Linked DNA regions of Homo sapiens: region 2 is linked to region 1. Evidence: read pairs that join two places in POLR2A ChIA-PET (ENCODE). Cell type or tissue: endothelial cell of umbilical vein. All regions are shown on one strand. Links, peaks and the distances in the headings refer to the core of each region. The heading gives the core; the rest is flanking DNA. Region 1 has its middle 75 kb from the start of PDC. Region 2 has its middle 380 kb from the start of LINC01037.

The links. ChIA-PET counts read pairs that join two places held together with the same protein. Peaks named below come from ENCODE experiments on the same cell type or tissue, not always from the same donor. Only the 100,000 strongest peaks of a DNase experiment are listed, where the experiment ranks them.
Region 2: POLR2A ChIA-PET joins it to region 1 with 10 read pairs; 2 of 35 experiments call an interaction of 5 or more read pairs at or near these places.

Annotation. Positions count from the first base shown.
Region 1 is chr1:186,534,398-186,537,320 of GRCh38, forward strand. No RefSeq gene overlaps it. Among named protein-coding and RNA genes, the nearest start is that of PDC, 75 kb to the left of the region's middle. In endothelial cell of umbilical vein, for the core only: no CTCF peak of the experiment used is centred there; a DNase peak (open chromatin) is centred at 1,474; H3K27ac peaks cover 1,693 bases.
Region 2 is chr1:187,819,486-187,822,408 of GRCh38, forward strand. No RefSeq gene overlaps it. Among named protein-coding and RNA genes, the nearest start is that of LINC01037, 380 kb to the left of the region's middle. In endothelial cell of umbilical vein, for the core only: no CTCF peak of the experiment used is centred there; no DNase peak of the experiment used is centred there.

The sequences.
Region 1 (2,923 bases), core at 296-2,795:
ACAATGGAGGGAAATTGATGGATTCAACAATTTAAAGGTAGGATGTATTGCTTGTAAGGAAATGAGAGTTCAGGAGAACGGTTCAAGAGGTGAGTCTATGACTGATTTGGCTTAATCACTTCTCCGTTGGGGAAAATTAGATCTTGAGTTGCAGCTGGGAAATTTGGATCTTAGGAACACAGAAAATCCTTGCTGCCAGCAAAACCTCCATAACATATTTGCGTGAAGTAGGCTTCCTTCCCCCTTTTTTGTTTCTGACCCAGAAAGAGAGAGAGGATTCCTTATTTGCTCTCTGCCATTACTCATGCCCAGTTGAGGAAAGAATGTCATCTACAATAAAGGCATTAAGTAGGAGAAGCAAAAAGTCAAGGTTTCGGTCTGACTTGATAAAGATGAAGGAAAAAACAAGAGAGAACTGTGAGGTCACTGTTTCCAGGAGTTGAGAAAAATAGGGGTCCCAGCTTGAACTTATGTCAGTTACTGATATCCAGTTATGTCTGCTCATACTCATGACTGATAGAATGTATCCACCAGGAGCCTAATTTCGTGGCTGACCAGAGGTCACCTAGAAAACAGCACATTTAATGAAGTCAAATATTACAGAAAAAATGTGACTCCAAGTACAGCAGAATGTCTATCATGTAGAGCTTCAAAGTGTGGGCTCTAGAGCTATAGAGTGATGGTTAATAGCAAGGTTTTAAATTCCACCTTCACCACCTGCTGTATTTGGCCATAGGCTGTTAACTTAATCACTATATGGCTGGGTATTCTTATTTTTAAAAATGATAACTTCCCTAATTATTTGATACGGTTATTGTGAAGATAAAAGGAACTAATACATACAAAGCACTTTTAATAGTCTCTGATACATAATGACTCAATAAATATTAATTATTTAATATTAGCCATTTAAAATAACCAAGTATTATTACTTTAGCTCAGCTCTTCATGAACTCCAGGTCTCAATCTGGAGGTGGAGATGAGGATAGTAGGGAATAAAGTGAGACTATAATAATGAAGTAATATTCTTGACTAAAATCTTGCTAATATATTAGGGCAGAAGAATCACCAAAAAAAAAAAAAAAAAAAGAGTGTGCAATGCTGTCAGATGTGCCATGGTACCCACTGCTCTAGGCTGGGCCTGGAAGGCAGAGACTTACCCTGGACATCAGACGCAGTGTCCACACAGATCCCAGGCAGTGAGCCTTGCTAAAGGAGGCTAGGTCCCCAAAATGCAGGTCCGTCACCCTTGATAGTGTTTTCTTGGTGTTTTAAATGAACTTTCACTGTTTGTCATATAATATTTAGTTTTAGAGAGCCATATTACTGATAAAAATAGTATGACTTATTTTTGAGAAGTAAATAAGATAATTGGGGGCAATCTAAGCAAAGTCTTCAATTGTGTTTCTGCTAAAGTACGTGAAGTACATGCCACTTTCTCAGTAGGAAAGACTGTTGGCAGACTGACAAGATGAATCATTGCTGAAATGTATTCAAAAAGAATTATAGAGCAGAACCAGGGATAGAATCTAACAGGAAATAAGCCCCATGGGTCATTCTGAGTTATGTCCTTTTTAGTGAGTCTGTTTTAGTTTAAGTTTATTTGAATAATACTAAGATGTACTGTATTGAGCAAGGGAAAGACTCTCTGTAACATACGGGAAACTTTTATCACTCAGGTTTTATCGTCTGGTTTTTCACTTTTTATGCAAATTTTTTTCCCCTTCATGTTAGAATAATTTTGGTCAATGTTTTCTCAAGATATGACTAATTTTTATTTTATCGTCTTTAGAGAAAGTTGAAGAGTCACAGTACCTTTCTTTTATCACAATAGAACCTACTGCACACAAAATTTAAAATGTATCCTTGGTTTTCATCTGAAGTTTTGCAATATAATGCAAATTAATACTTTTTCATCTTCAGCTTTTTGAAATTCACTTTCCACACTGCACTTAGAAATGCATTTTTAAAACTAAAATATGAGCATGTTATTTCCCTGTTTTAGTCTCTTCAGTGGCATCCATTGACCTAAGGCTTACCAGGCCTGCCGCATCTGGCACTGTGATATTGTGAAATATTAAATACATTTGGTTTTCCTTCCCTTTTCCTGGCATACAGCTCTTAAAACTCTTGAAGTCTCTTAAGTGATATGTCTTTTTGTAAGCTGATAAGATGACTGATGGCTGGGGACTCCTGGAAAACTGGGGGCTACTAGATAGCCTCAGAATGGAGAACTGTTGCCAAGGGAACCAACCCTGCAATTTAAGATTTGGAACTTTTAGCTTCACTCTCCAACCAGGGTGAGTGAAATTTGGGTCGATCGCAAGTGGCTAATGATTTAGTCAGTCATGCCTATGCAATGAATCTTCCATAAAAACCTGAAAGGACTGCATTTGAAGAGCTTCTGGGGATCTAAACATGTGGAGGTTCCTGGAGGGTGGCACCCAAACAGGGCAGGGAAGCTCTCACATCTCTTGCCCTATGCATCTTTTCCATCTGGCTGTTCATCTGTATCCTTTGAAGTATTCTTAATAATAAATGGGTAAATATAAGTGAAGTGTTTTCCTGAGTTCTGTGAGCTCTTCTAGCAAATTAAACTCAAAGAAGAGGTCATGGGAACCCCTGCTTTATAGCCAGTCAGTCGGAAGAAAAGGTAACAACCTGTGGCTTGTGATTGGCATCTGAAGTGAGTGTCAGTCTTGTGGGACTGAGCCCTTACCCTAAGTTATCTCCAGGTAAATAATGTGAGAATTGAATAGAATTCCAGGACACCCCTCTGGTGTCTGCTGGAGATTTTCTTGATGTGTGGGGAACCCCTCCCTCACATCTGGTCACAGAAGCATTCTGTGCCGTATTGAATGAGTGTTAGAGAAGGAAAAACACTTTTTTTTCCCTGTCTGTATCAGATACCTACATACCACTT
Region 2 (2,923 bases), core at 290-2,789, 1.3 Mb after region 1:
GGTCATGAACTCTTTAGCTAAACCAACATTTAGGAGAGTTTTACTGATGTATCTTCTAGAATTTTTATGGTTTCAGGCATTAGATTTAAGTTTTTGATCCACCTTGAGTTGATTTTTGTATAAGGTAAGCGATGAGGATCTAGTTTCATTCTTCTACATGTGGCTTGCCAATTATCCCAACATCATTTATTGAATAAGATGCACTTTTTCCACTTCAGATTTTTGTTTTCTTTGTTGAAGATTAGTTGGCTGTAAGTATTTGGCTTTATTTCTGTGTACTGTATTTTGTTCTATTGGTCTAAGTGCCTATTTTTATACCAGTACCATGCTGCTTTGGTAACGATAGCGTTGTACTACAGTTTGATGTTGGGTAATGTGATTCCTCCAGGTTTGCTCTTTTTGGTTAACCTTGCTTTGGTTTGAGGGGTCTTTATTGGTATATAGAATTTTAGAATTGATTTTTATAGTTCTGCAAAGGTTGATAATGGTGGTACTTTGATGGGAATTGCAATGAATCTGTAGATTGCTTTTGGCAGTATGGTCATTTTCACAAAATTGATGCTACTCATTCATGAGCATGGGATGTGTTTCCATTTGTTTGTTTTCATCTATAATTTCTTTCAGCAATGTTTTATAGTTTTTCTGGTAGAGATCTTTCACCTTCTCGAATAGGTATATTCCTAAGTATTTTATCATATATTATTTTTTGCTGCTGTTGTAAAAGGAATTGAGTTATTGATTTGTTTCTCAGCTCTTTCATTGTTGGTGTATAGCAGTGTTACTGATTTGTGTACATTGATTCTATATCTTCAAATTTTATTGGATTCATTATCAGATCTAGGAGCTTTTTGGATGAGTCTTTAGGGTTTTCTAAGTATATAATCATATCATAGGCAAACAGTGACAGTTTTGACTTCTTCTTTACCAATTTGAATGCCCTTTATTTCTTTCTCATCTGATTGTTCTAGCTAGGACTTAAAGTATTATGTTGAATAGAAATGGTGAAAGTCATCATCCTTGTCTTGTTCCAATTCTCAGGGGAAATGCTTTTAACTTTTACCAGTTCAGTATGATGTTGGCTGTGGGTTTGTCGTAGATAGTTTATCATTTGTTACCTTGAGGTACGTCCCTTCTATCCCAATTTTACTGAAGGTTTTTATCATAAAGGGATGCTGGATTATGTCAAGTGCTTTCTCTGCATCTATTGAGATGATCATGTGATTTTTGTTTTTAATTCTGTTTGTGTGGTGTATCACAGTTTTTGACTTATGTATGTTAAACCATTCCTGCATCCATGGTATAAATACCAATTTATCATGATGTATTGTATTCTTGATATGCTGTTGTATTCAGTTAGCTAGTATTTCATTGAAGATTTTTGCATCTATGTTTATTAGAGATACTGGTCTGTAGTTTTCTTTTTTTGTTATTTTTTTTTCCTGGTTTTGGAATTTGCTTGATATTGGTTCATAGAATGATTTAAGGAGGATTCCCTCTTTCTCTGTCTTTTGGAATAGTTTCAATAGGATTGGTACCAATTCTTTTTCAAATTCAGCTGTGAATCTATCTGGTACTGGACTTTTTTGTTGGCAGTTTTTAAAATTACTGTTTCAAACTTGCTACTTGTTATTGGTCTGTTCAGAGTTTCCATTTCTTCCTGATTTAATCTGGGAGGATGTATATTTCCAGGAATTTATCCATCTCCTCCAGAATTTCTAGTTTGTATGCATAAAGGTGTTGATAATAGCCTTGAATGATCTTTTGTATTACTGTGGTATTTGTTGTAATATCTCCTGTTTCTTTTCTAATTGAGCTTATTTGGATCTCTCTTTTTTTCTTGGTTAATCTCTTTAATTGTCTATCAATTTTATCTTTTCCAAAAAACAGTTTTTTGTTACATTTATCTTTTGTATTGTTTTTTGTTTGTTTCAATTTCATTTAGTTCTTCTCTGATTTTTGTCATTTCTTTTCTTCTGCTGGGTTTGAGTTTGGTTTGTTCTTGTTCTCTAGTTCCTTCAGGCATGACCTTACGTTGTCTATTTGTGCTCTTCCAGAATTTTTAATGTAGGCATTCAATGCTATAAACTTTCCTCTTACCATCACTTTTGCTGTATCCCAGAGGTTTTAAGTTGTGTCACTATTATCATTCAGCTCAAAGAACTTTTTAACTTTCATCTTGGTTTTATTGTCAACCCAAAGATCATGCAAGAACATATTTAATTTCCATGCATTTGTATAGTTTTGAGGGTTCCTTACAGTGGTCTGGAGAATACTTAATATAATCTTGATTTTCTTAAATTTATTGAGACTTGTTTTGTGATCTATTATATGGTCGCTTTTGGAGAATGTTCCATGTGCCAATGTAAATAATATATATTCTCAGTTGTTGGGTAGAATCTTCTGTAAATGTTTGTTAAGTACATTTGTTCTAGAATATAGTTTAAGTCCATTGTTTCTTTCTTGACTTTCTGTTTTGATGATTGTCTAATGCTGTGGGTGGAGTATTGAAGTCCCTCACTATTATTGCATTGCTGTCTATCTCATTTTTAGGTCTATTAGTAATTGTTTTATAAATTTGGGACCTCCAGCATTAGGTACATATATATTTAGGATTGTGATATTTACTTGCTGTACTAATACTTTTATTATTATAAAATGTTCCTTTTTCTCTTTTTTTCTTACTGTTGTTGCTTTAAAGTCTGTTTTTTCTGATATAAGAATACCTACTCCTGCTTGCTTTTGGTTTCCATTTGTGTGGAATATCTTTATCCACCCCTTTATCTTAAGTGTATGCGAGTCCTTATGTGTTAAGTGAGTTTCTTGAAGACAGAAGATCCTTGGTTGGTGGATTTTTTTTATCCATTCAGACATTCTGTATCTTTTAAGTGGAGCATTTAACATTGGTATTAAGATGTGCATTACT